Linked DNA regions of Homo sapiens: region 2 is linked to region 1. Evidence: read pairs that join two places in POLR2A ChIA-PET (ENCODE). Cell type or tissue: PC-9. All regions are shown on one strand. Links, peaks and the distances in the headings refer to the core of each region. The heading gives the core; the rest is flanking DNA.

Evidence for each region. Peaks named below come from ENCODE experiments on the same cell type or tissue, not always from the same donor. Only the 100,000 strongest peaks of a DNase experiment are listed, where the experiment ranks them.
Region 2: POLR2A ChIA-PET joins it to region 1 with 11 read pairs; 4 of 35 experiments call an interaction of 5 or more read pairs at or near these places.

The regions. Positions count from the first base shown.
Region 1 is chr5:107,453,247-107,458,635 of GRCh38, reverse strand. The region is part of intron 1 of EFNA5 (ephrin A5); the gene reads left to right. Among named protein-coding and RNA genes, the nearest start is that of EFNA5, 210 kb to the left of the region's middle. In PC-9, for the core only: no CTCF peak of the experiment used is centred there; a DNase peak (open chromatin) is centred at 3,165; H3K4me3 peaks cover 1,230 bases; H3K27ac peaks cover 3,293 bases.
Region 2 is chr5:107,684,334-107,689,722 of GRCh38, reverse strand. No RefSeq gene overlaps it. Among named protein-coding and RNA genes, the nearest start is that of EFNA5, 16 kb to the right of the region's middle. In PC-9, for the core only: no CTCF peak of the experiment used is centred there; no DNase peak of the experiment used is centred there.

The sequences.
Region 1 (5,389 bases), core at 202-5,201:
AATTTTTTTTTATAATGATGTACTAGTTTATAACTGCAGTTTATTGTCTCACGACTTCCAAAAAGGCTTTAGCACTCCAGGTTCCAGGCACCTTGTTTCTCACCTTTGTACCTTTTGGTTTCCTCATGCTGCCCATCCTATCTAGAGTGCCTCTGCCAATTGTAGATAACTCCTGCTCAAACTTTGACTCGGGTAAGCCTTTTCTTATCTCCAAGGCTATATTTGGGATCCCACCTTTACATCTCAAAATGTAATTACAAGTTTATGGGTCTGTCCCCCTGACCAGGCCGAAATCTTTGAGGAAAGGAATTATTTTCTATTCATCCTTGTACCCCACAGTCCAAGGTGATACATAGCACATAGTTAAAGCTCAGGGAAGGTGTTTGAATGACTGATTAAAGGCATATCAGATGAAACTGTTCAAATAATTATAACAACTGTAAAAACTGTAAAGAGGTCAGAGAAAACAAATATATCAAAAGTAGTATCTTACTCTCATTGAGCATTACATTTAGCTCTGACTGGTAGCCAAGCCCAACAATAAATATGATATGATCAACGTATAGTAGAAAATAGTGTGGTTTAGAGGGAACAGCATGGGATTTGGAAGAGGAGATAAGGGGACTTGAATCTTGGTGCCACTATAGAAACCTTGAACACGTTCTAAAATCTCTCTTTGTCTGTTACTACATCTGCAAAATGAAAATAACAACACCCACTTCTTAGAGTTGTTTTAAGGAGCAAACGAATTAACATATGTGAAGTGAACATAGTTGCTGCTCCTATGTGAAGCAATTCAGAGGATCACTATGTTTTTGTTGTTGCTGTTTTGTTTTAAATTAGTAGAACAATTGTGTGTTTATAGAAATTGAGCAGATAGTACAGAGCATTCCCATATTCTCTCTCCTGCTCACACTTTTCCTTATTATTAGCTATTTTTTTAAACTAGGTAACTTATTCAAATAACATGGTAAAGTAAATACAGTCGGCCCTCCTTATACATGGGTGCCACATCCATGGACTCAACCAACCTTGGATTGAAAATATTTGAAATAAAAAGTGTCTGTACTGAGCATGTACAGACTTTTTTCTTGCCATTATTCTCTAAACAATACAGTATAACAATGATTTACATATTTTTACATTGTATTAGGTATCATAAGAAATCTAGAGATGATTTAAAGCATACAGGAGAATGTGCATAGGTTATATGCAAATGCGATGCCTTTTTATATCAGGGACTTAAGCATTCATGGATATTGGTACTGTGGGAGGTCCTAGACCTTCAGAGGCTGAGTCAAGGATCTAGAGTGCCTTCATCAGGCTAGAGACTATTCCTACCACCTCTATGGAGTGCAGTATTAACACGAACTTTCTTTTGGAGAACTTTAGATCATAACAGGTCAGCAATGAATGTTAAAGCAAAAAACATTGTGCGAGTTGTATATTAACAGCATTTGGAATTTTAAATTCACACACTTTACATCTGTTAAAAATGACAAAAGGGGCCTTTCAATTAGAGTTAAGTGGGCCACTGAGGCTGTTCATTGGTAGGTTGACTGGAGGGCCTGTGACCCTGTGGGCCCAGCTAATCTTGGGCAAAGAGGAAAGAGGTACAGAGTTTGACCTGCAAGAAGAGACTCCTCCCCACTAAGAACACAACAGTAAGCGTGAAGGGAAGCAGTGTACACTAGCAGAACAACTGTGCTAAGGGTCAGAATGAACATTCAGGGTTGTGCAGATTCTTGGGATGCATTTTGACTAGATAAGTAGCATAGCATTTATAAAGGAAATGGGCTTACAGACCCCAAACATCAGATTTCCTTCCCCAAATTTCTTCTATGGCCATATTGAACAAGGGGGCAAGCTAGACCAGAGAGCTCATCTGGACAGGAGGTGAGCATTAGAGATGCAAAAGGGTATAGATCAGCCCCATCTAAAGCAGCAGCAAAGCCAGATGATTTGCTGGGACAAGTGTGGTTTGTTCAACTAGTGTAGAGACATGCCCCAACCACTGGCACAGTTGCAACAGCACTTGGTTTCAAAACATCTCTCTTAAAAGGGAATGTTTTTCAGCTCTCTAGAGGCTTAGCAAGATCTGAAAAGATTTTGCTGCTGTTTGCTGGCTTCTACACATGCCACTTTTTACACCTTTACCTAGATAGATGGAAAGCACTGTAGCCCACTTGCTTTGCATGTTTGAACAAGCCTGCATGGATAGATGACAGTGCATGAACAGCTGGCTTCTTCAAGAGCTGATCTGCACCACCCTAACATTACCTAAACAATCATTACTTACTTTTTTTCTTCCTTCAGTGCTTAAGCAAGTTTCAGCATGTTAAAAGAGAGAGCTGTGGGAAATGGCCTAGAGCTCTGGGATAAAAATATAAATCACACCCTAGTTAGCTTAGGTTAAATTAACTTTAGATTGATATATATGGACACCTCCTTTTAGGAGCTAAGCCACCACCCCATCACCCCAGAGCTCTTAATTAGCCCTCTCCATGTGGAATATGGACCTGTAACCATTCACCAGGTTCCTAATTCTTTTTCAATTAAGAGTTCTAAGTTAAGAGACAATTAATATCTTTAACATTGTATTAATGTCTGTCAAAGCTAAAACTGTTAATCAAACAACAGCAGAGTATGAAGCATTTCTAGGTAGTGGATGGCATTTTCCTGCAGGAAGCACTCAAAATCAGAAGTTTGGCTGCACCCAGTCAGGGCAGCTGTGCATTAAAGTTGTTCTCAACATATGCTAATGCTAACTGGACCAAAGTGTTAGTTTTATAGTTCATTATGAGGCTTGTGAAAAAGAATAATTCACACTGAGTAAAGTGGAAAGAATTATCCATAACCAGGTTGCAACAATAAACTTTAAGAGCAAAGAAAGAGACATTCTGGGTGCCTCATGTCTGTGCATTGTCCTAAGGAGATGAAATAAGAGAGGTTAAAGACAAGAATGAGGAATTTTTTGCTGTTGTTCTAATCTGGTGCAGTATTTTAGGTAATTTATTTGATAAAGGCAACACTCACTTCTGAAGGTCTTCTTCCCTCAACTGAAGATTTGCAAAGGAAAATGCTGGGTGGACTTGATCACCAGCTACTCTTGAGTTTCCAGTGTGGCTGGTTAGTAATTCCTTATCCCACAAAGAATTTTAAAAATGTGCCAGCTTAAGGAGGTCAGAGGCTAAAGCATGGAGGTGTTTAATGTGCATTTTTTTCTATCTCACTAATAGACTGTTGACATGGGTCTTTTGTGAACTCCCTGGCTAACTAAATATATTCATGATCCGAGTGAAGAGGGGGAGTAGAGAATGCTCACGTTTCAGGATGTAAGGTTTTGTTTAATTTCAGTCAATCATTTGTTGATGGCAAGTACACCAGATGAAATGCATCCTCTGAAGGAGCTCTGAGATCTTTGGGTCTGTGTATATAAATCATTTGCCTGCCATGACACCACATCCAACAAACCTCGTTGACACTGACAGGGACCAGATGTGTAAGGCCATGGAAAAGACGTTAGGTTTTGACATCAGCTGACTGACAGTTACATTTGGAGGCACCAGTTGAGGGTTTGAGATTTTGTTGAGTCCAGCAGGTAGATGGAAATCTGCATTTAGTGTTATCACATGCCTTTAAACACTTAGCTGAAGATAAAACCACCTCTGTTCATGGAATGGAGCTTAAAATAACCCAGTTTCAACTCTTCAGACCTAAAAGCTTCCTTCCCTCTCTACTTGCTCTTGCTCTTGTTCCCTCTCATTCTCTCATAGCCACAGTGGAAAGAAAGTTTAAGTAAAAATACAATTTACAAAAGATTTATACATTTTTTTCTGAAATGTATTCTTCCTCATTCCCTCCCTGCCTATATCTAAATATACTAAATGTGATACATTTGTAAGCAAATAAAGTATACATTTTACATTCTCACAGGAACCAAATGACCTTAGCTTTTTTATGGGCACTAAAAAATGTTAGTATTTGCATATTATAAAATTTCCCCAAACTTTCACCTTTAAGAGCTTAATAACTTCAGGAAGTTTAAATTTCTAAATCTTGAGATTTAAAATTTTCTAATGTAGGAATAATAATTGAAGTAAATTACCATTTAGTCTAAGTTTAAGATACTTTGCACAAAACTGAGAGACTGGTCATCTGAAAAAAGAAGCAGACAATCACAAAGTAAAGCTTCAAATGATGATTACAGCTGATTTTAATGTAGTCCTTTGGATGATTAAATATATATTCTTAATCTTAATTTTAAAAACAAAGGTATAATTTTTATACATTTTCATTAACATATTGATGAAATAGTAGCAAAAGCTTTAAGAAAAAATGTTACTAATTTATCTTAAAACGATGTCTTGTTGAGTTTAATATAAAGTATTTTAAAGTAACTACTCAAAAATGACTTGTAGAATTGTATGACTTCAATTTTCAGTGACAAAATATGAATGCATTTGGACTTTTGGAAAGCCTGAATATCAGCATTTCCTTTAGATTGTATAAAAGCAATTATAAAGTGACAGAAGGAAAAACGTTCATGCTAGTTAGCTATGAAGGGAATTATTGGCTTTTGTTCATATTGGAACCCCTTTAATGTTTTAAGAGTGGGTTAATATTGATCTGGCATTCATTCTGCTATGCATCTGTCACACACACACATACACACACACACACACACACTCACACTCCTTCAGTTTGCATTTTTGCCTACAGGCTGCTGAGAGCTGATTATTCTTCTAATCAAAACCGTCACAATCAGGGGAGACAATTAGTCAGGTTAGGCCTCTGCTGATTTTGCTTGTGGCCCTTAGCATCAGATGGCCTTGAGCACTCTTGAATCATATCAACAAGTATTTCAATAATACCTCCTCCGCTCCACCTGCTGCTGCTAAGGTCTTCCTTTCATCTCTGGCATTGCTTGAATTTGTGATTTCTCATGTATTTTAAATTGAGACCACAAGGTATAGAAATGTTCAAAAGTAGAAACTTGGCAGACCTCATTGCTAGTGCCACTTAAAAATCACCTAGTCAACTCCAAAAATCATGAAATCAATTACCTATAAATAGGTTTCTATTTGTTTCTGTACTTATGCACTTGTAGAACTCAATTTATAGAGTTTAATTCCCATGTAAAATGAATATACATAGAGTGCATAAGAAAGAGTCCCATATATAATAGGCTCAGCATATTTTAAGCTATACTTAAATCAGAATGACATACATAAGACCCAGTTGGTAATAATACATTTTTATATTTTTCAGATGAAATAAATTTTGTTCTGAATATAAGATTTATTTATTATATTATTCTGGTGGTCATTGTCTGACTTTACCAACTATAGGAAGTTTTTAAATAAAAAAGCAATGATTTTTATCAATT
Region 2 (5,389 bases), core at 311-5,310, 230 kb before region 1:
GCCACTCTCTCTCGGCCTGTAAGGTTTCCCCTGAGAAGTCTGTTGCCAGATGTTTTGGAGCTCCTTTGTATGTTATTTTTGTTGTTGTTGTTGTTTGTTTTCTTGCTGCTTTTAGGATCCTTTCTTTATCCTTGACCTTTGGGAATTTGATTAATAAATAAATGCTTTGAGGTAGTCTTACTTGGGTTAAATCTGCTTGGTGTTCTATAAGCTTCTTGTATTTAAATATTTATATCTTTCTCTAGGTTTGGGAAATTCTCTGTTGTTATCCCTTTGAATAAACTTTCTACTCCGATCTCTCTTTCTCTTCCTCCTCGTTAAGTTCAATAACTCAGATTTGCCTTTTGAGGCTATTTTCTAGATCCTGTAGGTGTGCTTCATTCTTTTTTCTTTCGTCATCTTTGCCTCTGACCGTGTATTTTCAAATAGCCTGTCTTTGAGCTCACAAATTATTTCTTTTGCTTTGCTGTTAAGAGGCTCTGATACATTCTGCAGTATGTCAACTGCATTTTTCAGCTCCAGCATTTCTGCTTGATTCTTTTAAATTATTTCAACCTCTTTATTAAGTTTATCTGATAGGATTCTGAATTCCTTCTCTGTGGTACCTAGAATTTCACTGAGCTTCCTCAAAACAATTATTTTGAATTCTCTCTAAAAGGTCAGCTCTCTGTCTCTCTGGGTTTGGTCTCTGGTGCCTTATTTATTTTCTTTGGTGAGGTCATGTTTTCCTAGATGTTCATCAGTAAACATGCTTGTGGATGTTCGTTGGTGTCAGGGTGTTGAAGAATTAGGTATTTATCATAGTCTTTGCACCTTGTGGTTGTTTGTACTCATTCTTCTTTGGAAGGCTTTCCAAGTATTTGAAAGAACTTGGGTGCTGTGATCTAAGTCTTTGGTCACTGTAGCCATATCTGCATTAGTGGCCACCCCAAGCCCAGTAATGCTGTGACTCTTGCAGACTCATAGAGGTACTGCCTTGGTGGTCTTAGGGAAGATCCAGAATTCCCTGGATTATCAAGCAGATTCTTGTTCTCTTCCCCTACTTTCCCCCAAACAAACAGTCTTTCTCTGTACCGAGCTGCTTGAAGCTGGGGGAGAGGTGTCCCCAGCACTCTTATATTCACCACCACTGGGACCGTGCCTGGTCAGAGCTGTAACCAGCATAGAACTGGGTGTCAACCAAGACCCTTAGTGTCAACTGCCTTGCTACTGCCTATGTTCACTCAAGGCCCAAGGGCTCTTTAATTAGCAGGTGGCAAATCCAGCCAGGCTTGTGTTCTTCCCTTCAGGACAGCGAGTGGGTGCAGAGATGTCATCCAGGAGCAAGGGTCTGGAATCAGGGACCCCAGGAATCTGCTTGGTGTTCTACCCTATTGTATTCCACAAACTTGTGACTAAGCGGGTACCCAAGCTGCAAGACAAAGTCCCCTCTACTCTTCCCTCTTATTTCCTCAAAGAGAAGGAGTCTCTCTTCATAGCCACCACAGCTGGGAATTTGCTGGGTCACACCTGAAACCACATGGTTCTAAGAATCACCCAAGGCCTGCAGTGCATACTGCCAGGCTACCACTGCTGATTATTCAGAGCTGAAGGAGTCTTCAGTCAGCAGGTGATGAATCCTGCCTAGACAGGGTATTTCCTTTCAAGGCAGTGGATTCCCTTCTGCCCAGGGTGTGTCTAGAATTGTCACACAGGAGCTAGGACCTGGAATGAGGGCCTCAGGGCCCTGCCTCGTACCGTATTCAACTGTAGCTGATCTGGTATCCAAGTTTCAAGACCAAGTCCTCAGTAATCTCCCCTCTTGTTGCCTCAAGCAGAAGGAGGAAGTCTCTCCCAGAGCTGCAAGCTGCACTGCCTGGGGTTGGGGGAAGAATGACACAAGCACTCCCTTGCCATCCCAGCTGGTGTCTCACTACATTGTGTGACCCCCAAGTCCACTGGCTCTGAGCCCAACACAGCACCAGGACTTGCTCAGGAATTGTGGTCTTTGTGGCCTCAATTGCCTTTCAAGTTTGTTTAGAACCCCAGAGCACTTTAGCCTGTAGTGGCGGGGCTAGCCAGAACTCAGGTTCTGACTGCTGGGATGGGCAGTTTGCCTCTGGTTGGGGCTGGCCCAAATTCTCTGCCCATGTTCCTTTCTGCTGTGACCAGGGCAGCACTGAGTTCTAATACAGTCACTGCACTCTCCCTCTTGCAAGATTCCCTGTGCCACATGGCCACTGCTGGGTGATGGTGGAGGAGTGGTGTAAGTGATTCAAGACTATCTTTCTTACCCTCTTCAGTGCCTCTTTCCTTAATATGATGTTAAAACCAGGTACTGTGATTGCTCACCTGAGTTTTAATTCTTATGAAGGTTCTTTTTTGTGTGGATAGTTGTTCAATTTGGTGTCCCTAGGGGTGGAGGTGTGGGTGATCAACTAGTGGAGGTATTTATTTGGCCAACTTGATCCACCTCCTCTCTCCATCTTCTAGTTAATAAAGATTTTTTCTTTTCTTTTTATTTTCCTTACTTTCTTTCTTGTTATAAGAAACCATCACTGCCTAATAGAAACATGATGCAAGCCACAAATTGGGCAAGAAGCATTTAATTTTTCTAGTAATCACATCAAAAAAGCAAAAAGGAGATAAAATTCATTTTAATAATATATTTTATTTAATCCAATACAGTTAGCCCACTGTGTCCAGAGATTCAGCATCCTTGGATTCAACCAGCCATGGATCAAAAATATGTTTTTAAAACTAAAACTATTTTTATTTTAAAAATAAAAGTAACAAAACAACAATTAAAAATAACAGAAATAAAAAACAATTCAGTATATCAACTATTTACATAGTATTTACATTGTATTCGATATTATTAGTAATCTAGAAATGATTTAATGCATATGGAAGGATGTGCTTAGGTTATATGCAAACACTACACTATTTTATACAAGGGACTTGAATATCTGTAGATTTTGGTATTTGCTGGGTTCCTGGAGCCAATCCCCTATGGATACTGGGAGTCAACTGTATATACAAAATATTACCATTTCAACATGTGATCAATTCAAAAAATATTTTAATGAGAGATCTTGCAGTCCTTTCTTCATACTGGGTTTTCAAAGTCTTGTGTGTATTTTACATTTTCAGCACACCTCAATTTAAAATAGCCATATTTGAAATGCTCAGTAGTCACATGTGGCTAATAGCTTTTGTATGGAACAACATAGTTTTAGACCATCAAACTTAAAGATCAAAATTGCTAACCAGTCATTCCAAGCCATTTTCTGAATAATCCATCTTTTCCTTACTTATATCCAAAATGACTCATTTATTTATGTAATGATATCTTGTATGTATGCATGGTGCTCAATATACATTGGTAGAATGAGTGAATGATAGAATGGCATTGAGATTTATTTTAGAAGGATATTAAAGAACTTGAGTGAGGAGGAGGACTTAACACTAATAATACACACAGTATTGAATATGTGTTGCATCCCTAACATTAGACAAAATACCTGAAAATTATTGTATCATATACTGCTCATTGCATATTTTACAAGATTGATATGATTAGCCTCACTTTTAGAAAGAATTTGAGGCTTAGCAATGTTTAGTAAGTTGCTGAAGGTTAGGATCACCATTAGTTGCAGAGCCAGATTTGAAACTACATTTGTGTGGTTCCAAACTGAACTCTTTTTACTACACCACACTGCCTTATATGATAAGACCACGAGGCTGAAGAAATAGCAGAGTGTGAATTCATTCTATCAAGTTAGAAAAGAGATCATTGCTTCCTGCAGTCACTGAAATTTTTCACTTTAATGTTATTTATAGAGAGTAGCAAAATTCTTTGTTTCCACAAGTTTTTTAATTTGTTTCTAAAACATTCATTGAAAGGGTATTTAGAAAATTATATTTCATTAGAGGGAGAGGAAGAGAATATGTAACCAATATTTTACAGTGCAAAATGGAAACAATAAGTGATTAAATAGTTTCACAAAGATATTAGTAGTAGAATCATGAAGTTACTATTATTACATTCCTCTTCTCAACCTCTTCTAATCACTAAAAAATGTCCTCATTAGATTGAGGTTACAAAGTAGGATGCTAAATTAGGTAAGTCTCTTCTTTACCTATTCTGTAAGGTAGGCTGCCTGTTGAAAGTCAGAAAATAATGCATTCCTGTGCATATGTAATTGTACAGATAATTGCCTCTATCATTTAAAAATATCATTTGCCAAATGGTGTGTATGATTAATTATGTACATTTATCATTGAGTAGACTCAGGTATATTATAAAATTCTCTCCCTATGCTCATGCATCTTTCCTCCCTTCTTGCTTTTTTTCAATGTAAGTCATTTAGTAATTCACAATTTCTTTTTATTATTTCTTAAGCCATAATTCACCTGCATAGGAACCAGCTGCTAAGTTACCTTGTGGCTGCAGAAAAGTTGCTTTTTTAAATTAGGACATCAAGGGACAAGGATGATGTTTGAAATCTCCCCTCTTGATTTATGGATGCTCCTAAAGCTAAAATCCTGGGGAGAGGTCCATTTACTGATATCCAGGTATCTCCAGTGACATTTCTTCAGCTCCAAACTGTACATTGTTGAGCTTCAAAGTCAAGTGCTACCAGGCTGGGAGCGGCGGCTCACATCTGTAATCCCAGAATTTTGGCAGGCCAAGGCAAGCGCATCACCTGAGGTCAGGAGTTCGAAATCAGCCTAGCCAATGTGGTGAAACTCCATCTCTACCAAAAATACAAAAATTAGCCGGATGTGGTGGTGGGTGCCTGTAATCCCAGCTACTAGGGAGGCTGAGGCAGGATATTTGCTTGAACCTGGGAGGCACAGGTTGCAGTGAGCCAGGATCAAGCCACTGCACTCCAGCCTGGCCTACAGAGCAAGATTCTGTCTCAAAACAAAAAACATAAAACAAAACAAAGTCCAGTGATACCAAGGAAAGAAAAGAATTAATGAATTAAAAGTATATAGTAATCTTGAAATCCTGACATGTAGAACTTATCTATAATTAATGTAATTAATGGTAGTAACAACTATTAGAGAACAGCCTATATCTTTAACATAAGGCCTCCTGAGGGGCTGTATGCTTCTGCCTTGCCCTGGAATCTCAGAAGAGCATCTGGAATGATCCTATTAGACCTAAGTCTGATCCTCAGCTCTGAACTCTTCACTCTTTCCCCTCATTCTGGACTTTATTTATTTTTTTGAGATGGAGTTTCACTCTTGTTGCCCAGGCTGGAGTGCAATGGCATGATCTCAGCTCACTGCAACCTCTGCTTCCCAGGTTCAAGCAATTCTCCTGCCTCAGCCTCCCAAGTAGATGGGATTACAGGCATGCACCACCATGCCCAGCTAATTTTTTTTGTATTTTCAGTAG